Regions from separate parts of the Homo sapiens genome. Here region 2 is linked to region 1. A link is an interaction called in ENCODE POLR2A ChIA-PET data of the cell type or tissue named here. Cell type or tissue: IMR-90. All regions are shown on one strand. Links, peaks and the distances in the headings refer to the core of each region. The heading gives the core; the rest is flanking DNA. Region 1 overlaps RPS6KA3 (ribosomal protein S6 kinase A3). Region 2 has its middle 40 kb from the start of RPS6KA3.

Evidence for each region. ChIA-PET counts read pairs that join two places held together with the same protein. Peaks named below come from ENCODE experiments on the same cell type or tissue, not always from the same donor. Only the 100,000 strongest peaks of a DNase experiment are listed, where the experiment ranks them.
Region 2: POLR2A ChIA-PET joins it to region 1 with 5 read pairs; 3 of 35 experiments call an interaction of 5 or more read pairs at or near these places.

The regions. Positions count from the first base shown.
Region 1 is chrX:20,176,742-20,185,953 of GRCh38, forward strand. RPS6KA3 (ribosomal protein S6 kinase A3) reads right to left here. Exons shown (of 22, transcript NM_004586.3): 11 at 255-343. Among named protein-coding and RNA genes, the nearest start is that of EIF1AX, 40 kb to the left of the region's middle. In IMR-90, for the core only: no CTCF peak of the experiment used is centred there; no DNase peak of the experiment used is centred there.
Region 2 is chrX:20,300,136-20,313,327 of GRCh38, forward strand. No RefSeq gene overlaps it. Among named protein-coding and RNA genes, the nearest start is that of RPS6KA3, 40 kb to the left of the region's middle. In IMR-90, for the core only: no CTCF peak of the experiment used is centred there; a DNase peak (open chromatin) is centred at 9,826; H3K27ac peaks cover 179 bases.

The DNA.
Region 1 (9,212 bases), core at 415-8,414:
CCACCATGCCTGGCTAATTTTTGTATTTTTTGTAAAGATGAGGTTTTGCCATTTTTCCCAGGCTGGTCTTGAACTCCTGGACTCAAGTAATTCTCCCGCCTTGGTCTCCCAAAGTGCTGGGATTACAGGCGTGAGCCACCAGGCCTAGCCTTGTCTAAATAGTTAATAATTCCACCACAAAACAAATATCTACTCCCCGCTAAAAACAAACACCAACAAACATACAACATAAACAAATTAGTTAAAATTTTTACCTAATCTGTTTGCAGGATTTCGCTTGAAAAGCATTCGTAAAAGACTCTGCGCTTCAGGACTCAAAAACTGTGGCATTCCAAGTTTGGCTCTAAATAATAAATCCACATAATATTTTATTTTTTGGAGGCATCTGTATTTTTATTTTTAAAAATTCTTAAATTAAACTTTTTGAGATACTTGTAGATTCACACTCAGTTGTAAGAAATAATACAGAGAGATCCCCTGTGCCCTTTACCCAGTTTCCCCCAATGGTAACATCTTACAAAACTACAGTACAATATCACATCCAGGATATTGACATGGAGACAATCCAATGATCTCATTCACATGGCACTGGTTTTATTTGCACTTATTTGTGTGTGTGTTTAGTTCTATGCCATTTTATTACATGTATGGCTTCTGTATGAATATGTCACAGTTTATTTATCCATTATCTGTTGAAGGACATTTGGGTTGTGCCCAGTTTGGGGCTAATATGAATAAAGCTACAGTGAACATTTATGTACAGGTTTTCATGTGAACACATAACTGAATTTTAGTTCATAATCTAATAAGCTTTTTCATTTTTCAAAATTTTGCAAAGAGCACTGTGAAAGTAAGATCATTTGAATCCTAGTTCTGGCTCTGTTACTAAGAACTTTGTGACAGTGGGAAAGCCAATTATTCTGGGCCTGTTATCATTTCTTCATAAGCAAAGGGATTGGTCTCTAGACCAATAGCTCCCAAAGTATAGCCTCGGAACTCCTCCTCAAAGGGAATTTAAGAAACCTAACATTTAAAGCTGCTAAGAGAACATGTGTTTCATATGCCACTTTTTCCTTTCTATTCCCTTTAACAGCCCCTGAAGGGAAGGGGAACTGTGGGAAAGAGGATTGTGAAATATTGAAGATACACAGTCTAAAAACTGCTGGCCTAGATGAACTTGAAGGTCTGTTTCAGCTCTAATTTTAATTCTTTTTCCAAACCTACAAATTAAAGAAACCAATGATCCTGTAAGTATGACAATAATAATAGAGCTGGGGAAAATTCCTATTTCAGAAACAGATCCATTTATTATTCAGTGGGTTGTTATTGAGCTATTACATGCCAGACACTGTTTAGTGCTGAGGATACAGAGATAAAGAGAGCCCATGAAACTCATGGTCCATGGTGAAGATGGATACAGATAATGCTAGTACATTAAGAGACAAATGCAGAAGAACATATGCAAAGAGTGACAAGGGAACAGTAGGGGATATTTAATTTAACATGGGAGATTATGAAAGGTCTTCAATGCAATCTAAAGGCTAACAATTTATTCATTTGGCTAGTGTTTCCCCAAATTTTACTGAATAACATTAATCCCTCTAGATAGTTAGCAACAATAAAAAAATTCATGACCCAATGAGCTTGTAGAATGCTATTTATTATATCCCCCTATTAGACACACAGAATTAAAATACACTGCATATAAAAAGGCTGAGAAATCTAGAGCAAACAAATCAGTTTTTTTTTTTTTTTTTTTTAAGACAGAGTATCCAGGCTGGACTGCAGTGGCACAATCTCGGCTCACTGCAATCTCTGCCTTCTGGGTTCAAGGGATTCTCGTGTCTCAGCCTCCCAAGTAGTTGGGATTACAGGTGTGTGCTACCACACCTGGCTTTTTTTTTTTTTTTTTTTTTTTTTGTAGAGATGGAGTTTTGCCATGTTGACTAGGCTGGTTTTGAACTCCTAGCCTCAAGTGATCCTCCCACTTCAGCCTCTCAAAGTGCTGGGATTATGGGTGAAATCAGTATTTTCTAAGTATTTATTTCCAGCACCTCTTTTTCAAAGAATACCTATTAATATCTTGTAGAATTAATATTCTCTTGGACAAATCTGGGGAAACACTATTGTATTAGGTAACAAGGATGCAGCAGAGGTCCTGAAACTGGACTAACATGACTAGACTTATTTTCAAGAAGGTAACTCCAAGGGTAATAGAGAACAATTTGGAGTGGGAAGAGGTCATAAGTGGTAGGCAATCAACTTAGGAATGTGGTCAGATAGTATGGGTAAGAGGTCACTGTTTTCTGAATACTTTAAGCAGTTTAATTCAGAGGAAAGGCTGGAACAGTGAAATAATTCTGAGATCGAATTTGGAGAATACCTAATTATGCAAAAGAGAGAAGGAATAAAAAATGATTTCCTGGTTTCTGGCTTGGAAGAGGGTGCATGAAAATGCTGATAACTGGGAGTATAAGAAAAGAACAGCAAATAAAGATACATTTAGTTCAAAGATGTGAAGTCATGCATGTAATATGTTTTGGGAGGGCCAGGCAGGTGAGTAAATAGAAACACAGGTCTAATGCCTGGTAAATTCATGTAAGAAAGAGTGATTTGAGAGTAATTAAAATGTGGAGGGTAGTTATAGGAAAGACTGAAGTCAGTCAGGAAAGAGTGCAGAGGGGGAAGAAAAGCATATCATAGACGGATCCTGGGGGATAAGACCATTTAAAAGGTAGTCAGAAAAAGAACAATTAGGGCATTAAAAATAATGACTGCAATTGGCTGAATCACACTGATTATTAAATCCCATGAGTTTATTATGTAAAGTAAGAAAAAGCAAAGTCAAAATACAAAAACTCGACTCACTGGATACTACCCCCACTAGGAAGTAACTAGGGCTCTGACATTAGAAACAATTTAAGAAAAGAATTAAGTATTTATTCTCTTTTTCTTGGATGAGCGTTATTTCAAGTAATTAAATCATCATAGTTGATGAGGGAAAGTTTGTTGAGAAAATACCAGCTAATAAATGAGGAAGGAATAATAATAATAATAGAAAATCATGGCTGGTGCATAGTGGCTCATGCCTGTAATCCCAACACTTTGGGAGGCGGAGGTGGGAGGATCACTTGAGCCCAGGAGTTTGAGACCTGCCTGGCAACATAGCAAGATACCATCTGTACAAAAGATTAAAGAACTTGGCTGGGCATGGTGGTGCACCTGTAGTCCTAGCTACTCCAGATGCTGAGGCAGGAGGATCGTTTGAGCCCAGGAGTTTGATGTTGCAGTGAGCTGTAATCATGCCACTGCATTCGAGTCTGGGCAACAGAGCAAGACCTCATCTCCAAAATTTAAACTTTTTTTTTTTTTTTTAAAAGAAAAGCAATTCATCACTTTTGAATTCCTTATAAAATAACTGTTTCAAGTAATGATTATTAATGGATAGAACCATTAGTTAAAAGCATGCCAGGGAACTTTACAACGGAGGAATCAGCTGCAACCACTGGAGCCCATCACTTAAAGTGGGGGCAACCAGGTATTGTAAGCCTCCTGATGTAATAGGGACCACACGGTATTAGCTGTGAAATAATCTTGCTAAAACAGTTTAACCAAAAACAGAATAGAGGATCAAGCTAATAACACTAAGGGAATAAAAAAAAATTTCCATACTCCTAGGAAAAGACTAATTGTTATGTAACCATGGTAACAAGAGAACCACCAGAACTGGTTTTAAATCCTTTCAGTTGGTTTAAAATCCATTGAATTGATCAATGACAACTTGCCTGGTGAACACCTGCAAAGATGAGTAACTGCTCTTTGTCTCTGAAAATTAGCCAAACAGGAATGGACTCACTCCAATAAACACACCTGAATGCCCACTGATCAACAACAGTCCCACCCAAATAATCACATTCTTACAGATAATGTCAACCCACTTATAGACATGAAACTCTGCCACTTCTTGAGCTCCACCCTTCCTCAAAACCCTATATAAGATTAGTGGTCTACTATATTTGGGGAGACTCTAGCCTTACCATAGCAAAGAATAAAATAAACTTTATGCTTTTTGTTTCAGATATTGAGAGGGGGTCTCATTCTTTGACAAGATAAATCCAGAAAGCAGAGTTCTATAAAACAACTGACTAGGTTTCTATGAATAAACAGCAGGGGAAAAACAGGGATAGATAACAGAAGTTTAAGAAGTACAACCAAATGGAATGTGCAGACTTGATTTGGATCCAACTGTAAAGACACAGTTTTGAAGAAAATCTGAAAAACTTAGTTAAGGACTGATGATACCTAAGCATTATTGCTAGTTTTATGTGGATGTGTAAGAAAACACCCATATTTTTAGCAAGGCAAACTGAATTAAGTAGATATGTCTGGAATGCTTATAATACTTCAGTAAAGAAAAGAAAAAAAGAATAGATAAAGCAAAATGGCCAAATCTTGATAAATGTCGAATCTGGGTAACAGGTATATGTGTTCACTGAATTATTCTATTTTTGATAGTTCATATTTGAAAATTTTTATAATTAAAAAAGGAAAAACAGGAAGAGAAGAAATCATGTAAAAGAGACCAAAAGGGGAACGGTTAGAGAGGTGGAAGAAGTAGATCAAAGTAGGAAAAACTATGGAGGGAGGGAGTGGCCACCAGTGTCAAATACTCAGAGATGCCTTTCTTGAGTGTCCCATCTAATATGGCTCCTGCTTTCTGCTCCTTCCCTCACACAGTAAGGAGTCACTATTATGAGTACAGAATTCCGATTTATTATCCTTATATCTCCTATTACTATCTGAAATTGTTTAGATATTAATTCCTTGTCTCCCCCACTAAAATATAAGCTCTGAAGACCACCAAAGACCTTTTCAGTCTTGTTAATACTACATCTCAAGTATGAGTAGCAAGAACTGAAACATCTGTTAAATGAATTGTGTGAATGAATGGTAGAGTCATCCTTTTGACAACCTGCCACTGGTTTTAGCAACCAGAAGATCACTGATAGCCACAGAGAGAGCAGTTTCAGTAGAGTGGTGGGGATGAATGACAAATAGGCTGTGGAATAAAAGAAGCCAAAAAAGTAGTAACAGAAAGCATAGACTACTTTTTAAAGAGGCTTTGTGTTGAAAGGATGCAGGAAGATGGTACAGTAACTTGAAAGGAAGGCCAAGTCAAAGAAGGATTTAGTTTCTTCAACACGAGAGTGTTTGTTCGCTGAAAGGGAGGGATCAAAGTAGATGAAGTGATAAAGGTTCAGTGATGAAAGTTCAGTGAACATTCATTTATGTAGCACATCTTTTTAGACCTTTTATATTGTGTAGAATAATATAAAATGCCCCAAAAAACCCCGAACAAAAACACCCAAAGTACACAGCTCAATTATTTACCACAAACTGAATAGTTATCTGGCCAAGACACATAACATTGCCAGAACCCCTCATCCAGTGTAACCACTTCCCTTATTTTGCCTCAGGCTTTTAACCATCTAAATATGAACCCTAAAAACTATGCTTTAGTTTTGCCTGCTTTGTAAACTTTACAAATAGAATCATATAGTACTTTTTCTTTTGTGTCTGTACTTCCTTAGCTCCACATTCTTGTGAGATTTATCTAAGTTGTTGCATGTAACTGTGGTTTGTTCATTTTCTTTGTTGTATGGCATACTACACCCATGCGCCAAGGCTTCAGCCTGTTTTTGAATGGCTCTCAAGAATTGTTTTATATTTTTACAGGGTTGGAAAAAAAATACAAAGAATATGTGACAGAGACTGTGTGTGGCCCACAGAGCGTAAATACAACAACTTCTATTGTATTCGACTGTACGAATATACCATCATTTATTAATTGATTCTTCTGTTAATAATCAGGTTTCCACTTTTTGGCTATTACAAATAATGTTGCTATGAACGGCTTTGTACTTGTTTTTTGATGTGTGAGTAACTAGATTCTTTTAACATGGGTGCATGTCTAGGAGTGGGAATTACTGGATGAGGGTATACATATATTTGTCTTTAGAAGATAAGGACAAAAACTGCTTTCCAAAGTGGTTATATGAGTATTGATATTCCTTCCAGCTATGTATAAAAGTTGCCACTGCTTCACATCCCACCATTTTGTACTGTCAGTCTTTTTATTTTTATTTATTAAAATTTTTGTATAGGGCAGCAGTCTGGGCCAAAAATGGTTCAGAATGCTCCTGTCAATCTTTTTAATTTTAGCCATTCTGGTGAGTATGCAGTGATATTTCCTTGTGATTTTAATTTGCATTTTCTGATTAACGAGGTTGAGTATCTTTTCATAAGTTTTTTGGCCATTGAATATCCTCTTCTGTCAGATCCCTAAGTCTCTTGCCCATGTTTTTATTGGGTTGGCTTTTTCTTATTGATTGGGGTTCTAGATAGATTGGTAATGATTTTTATGTATGGTGGAAGGTAGGAATTTTAAAAAAAATTTTTAATTCTTTTAAAGCAAATTTTTTTTGAGACACGATCTTGCTCTATTACCCAGGCTGGAGTGCAGTGGCATGATCATGGCTCACTGCATCCTTGACCTCCTGGGCTCAAGCGATTCTCCCACCTCAGCCTCCCAAGTAGCTAGGACTACAGGTGTGCACTACCACACCTGGATAATTTTTATATTCTTTAACTCATGGCCTCAAGTGATCCTCCCACCTCAGCCTCCCAAAGTGTTTGGATTACAGGTGTGAGCCACCACTCCCTGCCTATTTTTTATACGAATATTTAACTTTTCCAGCATGATTTATTAAGAAAAGGCTATTCTTTCCCTACTGCTCTGAAATTCCCAATGGTCGCAAATTAAGTGTCCACATATATAGATCTGTTTCTGGGTTCTTTATTCTTTTGCATAGATCTACTTTCCACACTTGTTTCAATGCTGTATTATCTTAGTTACTGTTATAATAAGACTTAATACCTGGTAAAGCAAGTCTTCCTATCTTGGTCTTCGAGAGTATTTTAGCTACTCTTTGTCCTTTGTATTATCATATTAGAATCAGTTTATCAAGATTCACATTAAAAAGTTGTTAGGATTTTAATTTTATTTGCATTGAAACTATAGTTTTGTCATCCATTATAGTAGCCACTAGCTACATATGGCTACTGAGCACCTGAAATGTGCCAATCCACATTGTAAGTGTAAAATACACATTGAATTTCAAATGAGTATGAAAAAAATTAGTTTACAACAAATACCTCAATCAATTTTTAACATTGGTTACATGCTGAAATAACATCTTGGGTACACTGGGTTAAATAAAATATTACAATTAACTTTCCTTTTACTTTTTTATTTTTTTTATTTTTTGAGATGAATTTCATTCATCACCCAGGCTGGAGTGCAGCGGCATGATCTTAGCTCACTGCAACCTCCGCCTCCCGGGTTCAAGTGATTCTCCTGCCTCAGCTTCCCAAGTAGCTGGGATTACAGGTGTGTGCCACCACGCCCAGCTAATTTTTGTATTTTTAGTAGAGACAGGGTTTTGCCATGTTGGCCAGGCTGGTCTCGAACTCCTGACCTCAGGTGATCCACCCGCTTTGGCCTCCCAAAGTGCTGGGATTACCTGCCTCTTTTTACTTTTTTAAATGTAGGTACTAGAAAACTTAAAATTACGTATGTGGTTCGCATTACTTTTCTTTTTTTTTTTTTTTTTTTGAGACAGGGTCTCGCTCTTCACTCTGTTGCTCAGGTTGGAGTGTAGTGGTGTGATCAGGGCTCACTGCAGTCTTGACCTCCCAGGCTCAAGTGATCCTCTCACCTCAGCCTCCCAAGTGGCTGGGACTACTGGCACGTGCCACCACATCTGGCTAATTTTTTTATCTTTTATTTTTGTAGAGATGGGGTTTTGCCATGTTGCCCAAGCTGGTCTCAAACTCCTGGGCTCAAGCAATCTGCCCACTTCGGCCTCCCAAAGTGGTGGGATTATAGGCATGAGCCACCATGCCTGGCTGGTTCACATTATATTTCTAGTGGATAACACTGATCTATAAAAATGTTATCTTTACAACACTGGGTCTGTCATAACATGAACATGGTATATTCTTTCAAGTTATTTTGGTCTTTTAAAATTTCTTTAAATAAAATTTTCTGGTTTTTTTGCACAGAGGTCTTACACAACTTCTGCTAGATTTATCACTAGGTATCTGAGAATTTTTACATTGTTGTAAACACTGTCCTCTTTGAAAATTCCATTTTTTTTTTGAGATGAAATTTCACTCTTATTGCCCAGGCTGGAGTGCAGTGGCATGATCTTGGCGCACTGCAACCTCTGCCTCCCGGGTTCAAGTGATTCTCCTGCCTCAGCCTACCGAGTAGTTGGGATTACAGGCACCTGCTACCATGCCCGAATAATTTTTTCTATTTTTAGTAGAGACAGGGTTTCGCCATGTTGGCCAGGCTGGTCTCGAACTCTGGACCTCAGGTGATCTGCCTGCCTCGGCCTGCCAAAGTGCTGGGATTACAGGTGTGAGCCACTGTGCCCGGATAAAAATTCCATTTTCTATTCCTAGTATAGAGACATGGAATAGATTTTTGTTTATTGACCTTGTATCCAGTAACTTTGCTAAACTCTTATTAATTCTAAGAATTTATATGATCACTGGATTTTCTTTTCTTTTCTTTTCTTTTTTGAGACAGGGTTTTGCTCTGTCACCCAGGCTGGGGTGCAGTAGAACCATCTCAGCTCACTGTAGCCTCAAGCTCCTGGGCTCAAATGATTCTCCTGTCTTAGCCCCCATCTGCCACCCCACAAAGTAGCTGGGACTACAGGTGCTTACCAACATGCCTGGCTAATTTTTGCATTTTTTTGTAGAGATGGGGTTTTGCTATGTTGTGCAGGCTGATGACTGGATCTTCTATGGATACAGTCATGTTATCTAAATAATGATAATTTTATTTCTTCTTTTTAAACCTTATACTTTACTTTTTTGCTTGACTTACCATATTGGCTAGGACTTCCAGGACAATGTGGACAGAAGTGAAATAATGGGCATCCTTGCCATATTACAAATCCCAAAAGTAAAGCTTTCAGTATTTCACTATTAACATGAAGATAATATGAGTACTCTAAATCTACGCAGTCTGTTCATATTCAAACCACGTAATATTGATGAATTTCTTAGTTATTTCTTATACTACAGCCAACACTCTAAAATCTCATTTTTTAGTGTGAAACATTTATTTTATTTTACTT
Region 2 (13,192 bases), core at 5,193-13,192, 130 kb after region 1:
TTTATATTAATATATATATTTTATATTAAAATAGAAATATATTTTATATTAAAATAGAAATATATTTTTATATAAAATAGAAATATATTTTATATTAAAATAGAAATATATTTTTATATAAAATAGAAATATATTTTATATTAAAATAGAAATATATTTTATATTAAAATAGAAATATATTTTATATTAAAATAGAAATATATTTTATATTAAAATAGAAATATTTTTTATATTAAAATAGAAATATATTTTTATAATAAAATAGAAATATATTTTTATAATAAAATAGAAATATATTTTTATAATAAAATAGAAATATATTTTTATAATAAAATAGAAATATATTTTTATAATAAAATAGAAATATATTTTTATAATAAAATAGAAATATATTTTTATAATAAAATAGAAATATATTTTTATAATAAAATAGAAATATATTGTTAAAATAAAATAAAAATATATTGTTATAATAAAATAGAAATATATTGTTATAATAAAATAGAAATATATTGTTACAATAAAATAGAAATATATTGTTATAATAAAATAGAAATATATTTTTATAATAAAATAGAAATATGTTGTTATAATAAAATATAAATATATTTTTATAATAAAATATAAAAATATTTAAATTACTTAGTCAAATTATTTAATGTCCTATTTGACTCTATATTGGTTAGGGTCTTGCCTGGAAACAGATGGCCCATTCAAACTGGGTAACCGAGGAGGGTTTAATAGAGGGACTATTTACAAAAGTATCCTCAGGGATTAGGGAAACCAGGAAGGGCTAGTGCAGTACCCTGGGATAAGTAATGTTGAGGAGCTATTACCACCTCTAGGCCTGGAGGAGCAAAAGGAGAGATTGGCTATTGTGACTCAGCTATCTGTAGAGGGCTGTCTGACAGTAGCTGTGGCCTTCCACGGTGGGAGATGCAGCCAACCTGTAGAGATCCTGTGGAGACAGAACTGGAAGAATCAATACTTCTTGCGCCCTCTGATCTCCCATTGGTGCCCCTCGTTCTTCAAACCCAACTGGGAGCCAGAAGACGAGGGAGCCCATTGATGCATTGCATACAGGTCAGCCTCCAGGAGCACAGAATCACGTAGAGAGGGGTAGAGAGTGGATCTGGAGTGGGGCAAAGATATTCATCACTCTCTTCCACAATCAATTTCTTCAGAAAGTTTGATGGCTGATGAAGACGGACCATAATATTTTATCCATGGCTTAACTTAACCCACAGAAGTTGGTCTCATACTGATGGTAATCTATATTTGAAAAGCTTAGCATGAAGCCACATGACACTCAGTATTATATGACTTAATTACTTAAGTAATTAGATGCTACCCGAAACACAGAAGAAAAGGTCCTGAGTTTAGGACAAGTAAACCCTGCTAGCGGTTGGGAATGACAACAGGGAAAGAAAAGCTGAAGTTTTCTTGAGGAGGAAGGAAAAGCTCAGGGCATAGGGGATGAGATTCAGGATACAAATCTAATATAACAATTTTGCCTAAAGTTGGTAGGTTCAGATGTATGTACTGTACATGTAGGCCAAAGACCATTTGTCCAGGAGTTAGAACACCAGGGTTCTGTAGGTATATACATAAGAATGGAAGAATGAAATTATTAAAAAAACATTAAAAAAGAAAAAAAAAAGGAACACCTGGGTCCTAGATCCCTGTTACTCCTTAGTTCTGTGACTTTGGTAAATTATTTTTTCTCCCCGGGCTTGTTTCATTCTCCGTATAAGAAGAGGTTAGGTTTCCATTCAGTTATGCGTTATGTGATGTTATTATTTCACCCAATCAGAAATCTTAAAAATGACTTAATGAAAACCTTAAAGCTAAGTTAGAAAACAGTTCAGAATATTCTGAACAATAGTCAAATTAAAATGACCATTTCAAACAACTTCTAATTTTCCCTTTAGGGTACCTTCACCATGCAATTCAGCAGGCCACCACAGACAATAAATATCCCTGTTCAATAAACACCAAGTTGAAAGTATAATATCCTTAAAGAACACTATCATTGGGTAATGACAATGGAGCATTTTAGGAAGAGGCAATTAAAAGCAGAGGATAATCTGGTTTCAGTATATTGTATTAAAGCTGAAAACCACTGACTAATCTACATCTTCTTGTAGTTTCGCAGAGAAATCTCAGAAGAAAAAAACTGGTAAAAATGTAAAAGGAGTGGAAAAAATTCTGTCTCTCTCATGCTGTCACTCATTCATTCTCTCTCATTCTCATGATTGGAGAAAAAATACTGATACCTATAGAGATATTTTGGTGACTGTACTTGCTATCCATAGTATCTGTTATTTTTAGAGTTAGATTGATTTACGTCTACTTGATTAATTCACATCAACAATAAAAAGCAGGAGAGGGTCCCTCAAAACAGGAAGAGGTGGAAGAAACTTATAATTTGTCAAGATATGAGTATCTTTATTTTAGATATATAAAGCTTGGAATACAGAATAATACCTAGAATCCAAGAAAGCCAATATTTCATGATAGTCCATGTTGTATGGAGGAAGGCATTCTATGATAGAATATGGCATGGCCCATTACTCAGTCTTTCTTCTTCGCTAACTTGTCTCTCATCTGTGAGGTTCCACACACTCTTTTCAATAATCCAGTTAAACTCTGAAAAAGCACTTTAGCCTATTCTCCTTTTATGACTCCCCTCCCAACACAGAAACCTAAAAGTATCAAGAACCCAAAAGCAACCTATTGGCTTGCACTGAATGCCTGTGCCCCTGGGAACACACCACGGATAGTTGAGGAATCACCATCATTATTCCCCAGGACTAGTTTCCCTCCCTTGAGTACGATTTACATTTTATTTGGAAGTTATGTATATAAAAAAAGTCCTAGTGGATTCCCATGTTGTTAGAAATGATTCTTTTTCTTTGGCTCTCATTTAAAAATGAGAATTACAAGAGAATCTCTCAGGACTCTTTATTGTTGCTTAATAAAACACATTAGTGGTATAGCTGTCCCTTGACTGGAGCTCAACCGGAGCTCAAACAGCACAATGTGGGAAGCGTGAATTATTACATCATCCTTCACTCTGTTTGTGCTTTTTCACTTAATAATGCTCTTTTACATAAAGTGTAAGTGGGCCACCTAAGAAATGATTACAGTCTCATGCTTAATAGGTGGCACATTCGCTTGCTGCTGCCTCTGCAAAAGTTGTTCCGTGATCAAAGCATTTAATTTTTATTTCAATCCTCTTTCATTATTTCTGTTAACAAATTTTGGCACCAAATAAAGGAACACATACATAAATGAAGTAATAAACAGCTTGTTCCTGGAGAAAATTGAGTGTTAGCAGAGACATGCTACTATTGATAATTCAACTAAAGTGTTTATAACTTATCATTCCTTATTAGAAAGTACTGTGACATTTCACTGTACCAGTTTAGTCCTCCTACCCCCAAAGGATTCCTTAAGATAAACAAGCATATGTGTTTGAAAAATAAAATAAAATAAAAAAAAGAACAGTAGTAGATTTGCTGAGAAAAATACATCCAAAGTCAATCTATGGGGATGCTGGAATGTTCTCTATTTAGTTTTGTTTATTTTCTACTCATATTTCTATGCAAGAATGTGGAGTAATAATTAAGGCATTTCTAAGGAAATGAGCATAATTATTGATTTGCAGTGTTATTTATGGAGAAGCCACTAGCAAGATGCATTTATGCCTAGGGTTTATTTTTGTCTTGATTAGGAAGTAACCATATGAATTGAGCGCTATCACAAATGGATTATGTACCTCATTTGTTTACTGAAACTCTGGGTTCTTTGTGGGCATGGACCTGAAGGGGATGGTAAGGCCCCTCCTCATATTTTCTCTAAGTTCAGAGATTTAATACCAGTTTTAAGGAGTTTGTTTTCTCGTCTGCAAGAATTGAGCCTCTGGGCTCTTATGCTTTCATGTTTATCCTTGGAAAAGCAATACGTCTATATTATGAGGTACTTTTAGTAAGACATTTATTACTTATAATCTTTAAAATATTGTTGTATTTTCATTAAAGTTTATAGTGATTTTCTCTTGCAACTTGATCCAGACCCTGGAATTCATGCGAAATGGCTTAAATTTTCTGTATTTTTGAGATTAAAAACAAACGCACATACTAGTAAGACATTTGTAATAGGTGGAGTATGTGTGACATTAAAACTACAGGATTATAATGGCTCTACCGTGACCACTTTGACTTATTTAGGACATTTATTAAAGGTCAGAGAAATGCTGCTTTTAGGTGTCAATGGAACCAATGGTAATTTGAAATTCAAAAGGTTATCATACCCTCTCTGCAGCAAATTTGGCTTTCTCTCCCTCCTCCCTACCCTGTCCTCACTCTCAATTGTAAAAACAATATTATAACATCTAAGAGTGCTCAGAGAAAAAACTTCAAATTCCTAATATCACTACTATCATTTCTGTTTGTTGGTTTTACTCTTTGCCCATACACATTTATGTTTTTAAACATAGTAGCAATCATACAACACTGTATTCTTAAACATATTCAACCTGTATATTGTATTTAATACATGATATTGTATTCTTTTTAAATGTTTATTTTACTTTTTAAATCGACAAATAAAATTGTACATATTTGTCATGTACAACATGACATTTTGAAATCCATGTATTTGTGGAATGGTTAAATTGAGCTAATCAACATATGCATTATCTCACATAATTATCGTTTTTGTGGTGAGAATACTTAAAGTGTAAATTCGTAACATTTTTCAAGACTACAATATGTTGTTATTAACGACAGTCACCATGTTATACAATAGATCTCTTGAACTTATTCCTCCTATGTAACTGAAATTTGTATTTTGCTTGTTATTCTCAACTCTCTTTTGAAAAGAGACCTGGAATTTTCTTTCTTTCTTTCTTTTATTTTTTTATTTTTTGAGATGGAGTCTCGCTCTGTTGCCTAGGCTGGAGTGCAGTGGCGTGATCACTGCAACCTCCGCCTCCGGGGTTCATGCCATTCTCCTGTCTCAGCCTCCTGAGTAGCTGGGATTACAGGCACGTGCCATAACGCCTGGCTAATTTTTTGTATTTTCAGTAGAGACGGGGTTTCACCGTGTTAGCCAGGCTGGTCTCGATCTCCTGACCTCGTGATCCACCTGCCTCGGTCTCCCAAAGTGCTGAGATTACAGGCGTGAGCTACCGCGCCCGGCCGAGATCTGACATTTTCTGTAGGGATATTCTAGCTGGAAGAAGTCAGAGAGAAAGAGAGAGAGAGAGAGAGAGAGAGAGAAAATGTGTTGATTGTGTGAGTTTCAGGCTTTTCAAAAGTGATGTAACATTTACCTTAGATTTTCTTAACCAGAAATTTGAACCCAACCATCTTGGCTTGGAAAAGGGTACGGAATGTAATTAAACTAAAATTTGTGAATGAAAGTAGAGCAGCATTTTCTTTCTGCCAGATTGCTAATTAAATGCCACGGAAGACTTGCATATTTAATTTTAGCCATGTAAAGAATGTGCAATAGTTGGTAGGCAAGAGTTTTGGCCAGGAAAGAAATGATTATATTTTTAGATCATTTTGCTACCCCTGTTAATTTATTATTCTGTGATGTAGCTCCAGTTTAGAAATGGAAACGTTCCTTGATTTGATCCAGAGTTAGGGTTTTGCCAGGCGAAAGGGCAAAGTACTTGAGAATATCAGCAGAAGAATGATCGAAGTGATGGGCTGTGAGTTCTAGGCAGAAAGGGCAGGAGATGGAGGCAGATGAAGGTTGATAGATGAAGACAAAGTAGGGGATGTCAAGGGGCCGGAGTTCTCTGTAATAAGAACAGACGGTAGTGGTAAAAATAGAGCAAGAGAGCTGGAAGACTGGGGGTTGTGTTCAGCAGGTTTATTAAATTTGAAATAAAATCTGAAATGCAAGTGAGTTGGCCTATTTAAAAAGTTTTTTTTTTTTTTTTTGGCTTTTATGTTGTGAAACATTGGGACAAGAACAGAGAATAAGGCATGGGAATAGAAATCCATTCATTAAGTTATTCATGCATTAATGCAATAGTTACCTTGCTTAGCCCCTCCTATGTGCCAGATACTATGTTGAGTGAGGGAAATACAGTAGTGAACAAGGCAGAAAATTTTCAGTTGGTTTGACATTTATACTCTAATGGAGGAGTCAGGCACTTAACAAATAAAATATCAAGTTGTAATACGAAAAAGAAATTATAGGAAGGGCATAGAGGTATGAGGGCTGGGGAGCAAATATGATGGTCAGACAAGTGAAAGGGGGATAGAGGAAGGGGAACATGAAGGAAATGAGGGAGGAGGCTAAGTAGAGATCTGAAGAGAGGGCAAAAGAACCGCAAGTGCAAAGGTCCTGAGAGGGGAATATGCTGGGCAGGTCTATCCCTACCATGTGGCAAGCCCAGAGCAAGAGTACACACGGAAACCCACATACTCTATGCCTGATTGTGAAAAGTTATAAAATATTATAAAATGTATTCTATCATCTTCTTGACATATCAATATTGGCCTGGAAGGCCAGGTCCAGATTTAGAGTTCTTGGCCTCCTCAGAGTTCTGCACCAGAACCTGATGGTACAGGGTGAGCCAGCCCCTGGCTCCTGAGCCCAGCCAGAGGTCAAGCTCCCTTTCTCTTCCCACCCCAGAATCCTCCAAACACCACGAGGGGTCTTGCACAATGTGGATGGACACCCTGCCTACGTGTCCAAGCTCTGTTTACACAGCCCCAAACAACTGCCCTTTGATGGTTCCTTGGGACTAGAGATGTGCTCATTTGTAACACGGTCTGCTGTTGGGAAGATGGACCAGGGAAGGGGACCATGGTGGCTGTGGAAGCCAGCTCTTGGTCCCCTGGGCAGTGTATTCTGGGGTCCTGGTACCTGGATTGTGGTCTAGGTGGGGCACAGGCTCTGGATGGGCATAGCCTTTTGACCCTACTGACTCCTGCCCTATGGGGAAGAATGTGGCTATGGGGGGTATCAGAGCAGAACCCATTAAATCATGGGGCTCAGGGAAGTAGCCCCTTTTGCTGCTTGCTACCTTTGAGTGTGGCATTTTTGCTTGCTACCTTTGAGGAGGAACAAGGAAGCTATTCCTATATCCTCAGGATTTGAACTGTGATGATGGAGGAGATATGAAGCTTTCGTTCTGTAGAGGGTCTATAAAAAGTAAAGGAAGGAAGAAAAGGAAACCAGAATGTATGGAGCATCTGTGCTGAGCCTGGCTGTGTGAAATACACTTTTGCTTGTGTGATCTAATTTAATCTCCCGAATAACCCCGGGAAGTAGACTTTGCGTGCTCCTGCATAAGGTTAAGAAAATAAACTTAAGGAGGTCACTTCCGTGCCCAGAGTCACATAGCCAATGAGCCAGGGAGCACAGGCTCAAACCCAGGGCTCTGGCTATTTCTAAAGCCCATATTCTTTCCACTACAACACATTGCTTTGAAAGACCTCCTCAAAGAAAGACTTCCTCAAAGAAAGACTTCATTTGTAATGAGAGTAAAGAGCAATATAGAAAGTAAAATCTCACACTGTTCAGACATGAAAATCACGGCAGGAATCCTCATTCCAGGACTGATTCCTGTCTTGAGGTCCCCAGCTCTCCTGGGAGTCCTTGACAACAGTATGTGAGTTTATGAGCTTTAGGTATTTTTAAAAATTGAGGTAAAATTTATCTAGGGTGAAATGCACAGATCTCAGACATACAATTTGAAGAGGTGTTTTTATTTTTTTGCAAATGCAAACACTCATGTAACCACTACCCCAATCAAGACAACAGGGGGACTCTAGCCAATAATAATTTAATTGTACATTTAAAGAGAACTAAAAGAGTATAATTGGATTGTTTGTAACACAAAGGATAAATGCTTGAGGGTACGGATACTCAATTTTCATGAAGTGATTATTATGCATTGCATGCCTGTACCAAAATATCTCATGTACCCCATAAATATATACACCTACTATGTACCCACAGAAACTAAAAATACAGAAAAAATTTAAAAAGATATTTATTTCCTCAAGACACGTCCCTCGCTCCAGAAATTTCCCTGTGCCTCTTTCTAGGTAATCTCCCCACACAATAGGCAAACACTGCTCTGATTTCTATTACTATGGATTTGTTTGACCTGGTTTAGAACTTCATGTAAATAGAATCACACAGTATGTATTCTTTCTTTTGTATGTGACTTTTTGCTCAGCATGTTTTTCAAGATTTATCCATATTATTGGATAAAAGGTGTTCTCTCCTTTTTATAGCTAAGTAGTATTTCAGTGTATGAATATATCACAATTTGTTTATTCTTTCACCTATTGATAGGCACTTGGGCTCTTTTCTATTTTTGGCTTATAAATAAGGCTGGCATAAACATTCTTGTACATGTCTTTTTATGAATATGTGTATTCATTTATTTTGGGCATATATCTATGAAGGGAATTGCCTTGTTGTATGGTAGGGGTAGGTTTAATTTTTTAAGTAACTGCTAAAGTTTTCCAAAGTTGTTACAGCATTTTACACTCTTACCAGCAATGTATAAGAGTTTCAGTTGATAAGCTTCTGTAAATTTAAAATATTTAATTTTGAAATATTTTAATCATAAAAAGAAAGGATAATATTAATAACTGATAACCATGTATCTATCACTAAGATTTAACTTGTTAATGATTTCCTGTATTTGTGTCAGGTCTTAATAAGTGAAATATTACAGATATACTCAAAGGCCGTCTCCCCCATCTTCATCCTTTTCCTCCTCCCTGGAAGTTACAATCATCCTGAAGTTGCTGTGTATCCTTACCATGTCTATTTTTATTTTTATTTTTATTTGAGATGGGGGTCTTGCTCTGTTGCCCAGGCTGGAGTGCAGTGGTACAATTATAGCTCACTGCAGCCTCAACCTACTGGGCTCAAGTGATCCTGCTGCCTCAGCCTCTCAAGTAGCTAGGACTACAGGTTTGCACCAATGTACCTGGCTAATTTTTTTAATTATTTTTAATTTTTTTTTGTAGCGATCCGGGTCTTCTTTGTTGCCCAGGCTGGTCTTGAACTCCTGCCCTCAAGTGGTTCTCCTGCCTCAGCCTCCCAAAGTGCTGGGATTACAGGCGTGAGCCACTGTGCCCACCTATTTTTAGATATAGGACATAGTATATGAACCATTTTCAATATTTCAACAATTCTAAAAAAGATGATGTATTTTTCTATGACACATCTGGGCATAGTATTTGAAATAGCAGCCATCTTAATAAAAAAGTCAATTTAATACTTTAAACATTTTTATTTCCTGCTTATTGTTATTTATTGATTCTAATGTATATTAATTAGGTTGTTTACTCAAAATTTATAGAAAATGGGGAATATTAATTTTTATTTTAAAAGGTAGATTATGTGGCAGATGAAAATCTTTCAAAGCTTGGAATCCTTCAAGGGAAAGCAATGAAGAAGTTCTTGGCGGTTGTACTGGTGGGAACTGTAGAGCTAATACAACCCTCCTGTATTATGGATAAGAAAAAACCGAGTCACATACCAGTTGTGACTTGCTAGGTTTTTGCAGTTAAAGCATACCAGCTCAGGACCAGAACCAGGCCTTCTGATATCCATTCTAGAATTCTCTTGATCACCCCATGCAGCTTCCATGCCACTGAAGGCGATCAAAGATGGAGAAGGAAGAAAGGAGAGAAGAAAATGTGATGTGGAGGCGGGAGGAAGGAAAAACTTCATAAAAACACGACGGCAGAAATGTGGTATTTTAAGCAAGACGTTTGCCCTTCATATGAATGATTCTTGGATTTTTGGTGTATATTTTTGGTAGCAGTATGCGGTGAGTCACTAACAAAGAGCTTGAGACAGATGAGTTAACATAAATGGACCAAAATAAGCTGTGGTCTCTAGGCTGAGCAGCTGTTGGACAGACCTGCCAATATTTTATTTCCCAGAGACACTTGCAGTGGATTAAAGTGAGCACGCGGCAAATGCCTCATTAGAAAATTCCATACCTTTCAGAGTTTCCTGTGCCTGAGATGCGGCTTTCCAGGGGAAAGGCAAAAACTCCTAGCTATTTATTGAAGTTTCACTGTGTGGAAGAGGGTAGGCAAGAGGGGCTTGTTGGTGGAGGGATAACACAGAGAGGCAGAGGAATCAGAAAGTCTTAGGTTTTCAGCCCCAGTTGTGCCACTAAGCTGTGTAACTGAGGTGGGACTCCTTTAGCCTTCTCTGTGGTTGTTTTTCATCTTCTGAATGATGAGCTTTTATACAAAGATCTCCTAGGTCCCTTCCAGTTTAAAAATGTATAGTTCTCAGGCCAGGCGTGATGGCTCATGCCGGTAATCCCAGCGCTTTGGGAGGCCAAGGCGGGTAGATCGCTTGAGCTCAGGAGTTCGAGACCAGCCTGGGCAACATAGTGAGATCCTGCCTCTACAAAAAATACAAAAATTAGCTGGGTGTGGTGGCTCACACCTGTAGTCCCATCTACTCGAGAGGCTGAGGTGGGAGGATCACTTGAACCCAGGAGGTGGAGGTTGCAGGGAGCCAAGATTGAGTCACTGCACTCCAGCCTGGGCAATAGAGCGACACCCTGTCTCCAAAACAAAAATTATAGTTTTCATTAATTAAGTGCTAACTTTGTGCCAGGCACCTTGCAAAATGCTTTACATACTGATATTTCTCCTCCATGAAACCTTTGAGGTTGTTTCAACAGTAGTCTCATTTTCAGATAAAGAAACCGAGGCTTAAAGATAGTAAGAAACCTACCTGAAGTCACGTAGCGAGCAGTGGCAGAGCCTGGACTCAAGCCTGAGACTGTCACAGATATTTGGCTGCTTAATCACCGTTCTGCATTGCCCTTTCTTTCTAAGCAGGACATTAGGAACTCGTTGCCTTCACATCCCTCTTCCTCTCCACCATTTTATATGTTTCAAATCGTTATGCTTCAACTGGACTGTAGTGGATTTCCAGGTCCTAATTGGAGCACCTTGCTGCATCCACATATATATACTATGGACTGTGGATGAATGACATTAAAGATAGTAAATCAAATTCAGGACACACACCTCATGCAAGACAGAAATAGTGTTGAGTGGAGCACAGCAAGGCCATTTGATTCACTGGATCTTCGTCGGCTTGAGTATTTTGTACGTTCTCTCCACTGGACACTCTGTACCCAATGTTCCAACTGATTTCGCTGGCAGAGACGTCTTATGAGAAGATACCTTATTTGAAGAGCCGTTTCAATAACCTCCTCTATCCTGATTTAATATGATATGGCCATGGCAACGGCAGTAATAGTGGCAGCTCCTTTGTTCCCTTTTGTGAATGACATACAATTTAAGCACCTTTTTGCACAGCCTCTCTTCCAGTGAAGACATCAGATGTAGGGAGAACATCCTTATCTTTAATATAAAATAAAATAAATAAACTCTAAGATTGTGGGTGATGTTATCTAACTTCTGTTCAAGATGAGTCTTTAGTTGGTTACTTAAAATATTGTCTTTAAGTTCTACTGGGATATTTATGAGTGAAATCACACTTTCCATACTTCTGTCTTTGATGTCTGCCTCTATAGAAATGGAGAACTGAAACAATATCTAATAATTCAAACCAAAAAGCCAGCGCTGCTTATATTGTACTATTTGGATGTTTTAAAGTATAGAAACTTTGAGCTGAAAGGGAAGGAAATAAACATTCAATCTTCTTGTTTTAAAAACCGTTTTACTGAGGTGTGATTGACATACAAAACACACTCAACCTTCTAAGTCAAAAAGCAAGTGTTACAGTATGAAAGATTACATTAATGACCTTACTTCTTCACCTCTTCCTTTACCAGGTGACCTTGGAATTTCATCCACTGAAGAGCCAGAGTCTATTTTCCTTTCCTTTGAATCTGGGCTGGCCCTGTAACTTGTTTTGGGCAATAGAATGTGGTGGAAGTGATGGTGGGCCAGTTCCAGGTCCAGGTCTCAAAAGGCCTTGAGTGTTTTCACTTACTTCTGTGTTTGCCACGAGAACATATCCAGGTTATCCTGTTGGAAGATGGGACATGAGGAGCAGAGTTGAGTCATTCTAGTCATTGCAGCTGAGGTTATCCTAGATTAGCTGAGCTGCAGATGACTGTAAGATCCATGAGTGAGTCCAGTTGAAATCAGAAGCACTGTCCATCTGAGCCCAGCCTAAATTGCCAACCCACAGACTTGTGAACACAATAAATGGTTATTGTTTAAAGACACTGAGTCTTGGGGTGTTTTATTACACAGAATTATGTGGTCACTGATAACTGATACAGAAAGTGAGGCTTTAGTTGTCAGGAAAACATCCAGGAAGTACCTAAGGATTGGAAGGATTGCAGGAAGTAGCAAGAATCAAACTGCGATTTAACAGTAATTTGAAGTCTTTGCAAATCAGCATGGCTATGGATCCCCTGCCAATAGTTATGCTGCATGCATGTACTGAGTCTATTATTAGCAAGACTCTGTGCTAGGTAGAATACCTAGTGAATGGGAGTCCAGGAGAAGTAAAAGTAAATGGTGGACCTGATTAAGAGAGGCTGACCATGGGAATGAAAGTGGGCCACATGGCTGATGACATTTATAGTGGTAGAGAATAGTGAATTCAAGGAGCTGGGTGTGGGGCCAAGGGTCAAGGAAAGACCAGTGAAAACAAGACGAAGTTAAAGGCCCAGATAAAGAGAAAGATACTGAATCTCAGTCATGGAAGAAAATGCCTATATTAGATACAGATGTGCTGGGAAATTAACATCTCCAGCCCCAACCTGCCAGCAGCAATCCTCAACCAATGACCCCTGGTCTCTCGGCTCTTGGGTAGGATAATTCTCTTTTTTTAAAAAACATAATTTCTTTTTAAATATTTTTTTAATTCTTTTATTTTCCTTTCTTTAGAGGTAAAGTCTGAGATTTTAGTGCACCCATCACCCAAGTAGTGTACGTTGTACCCAATATGTAGTTCTTTTATCCCTCACACTCCTCCCACCCTCCCCTCTTCTGAGTTTCCAATGTCCATTATACCACTCTGCATCCCTTTGTATACCCATAGCTTAGCTTCCACTTCTAAGTGAGAACATGCGGTATTTGGTTTTCCATTCCTGAGTTACTTCACTTCTCATAATGGCCTCCAGCTCCATCCAAGTTGCTGCAAAAGACATTATTTCACTCTTTTTCTGTGGCTGAGTAGTGTT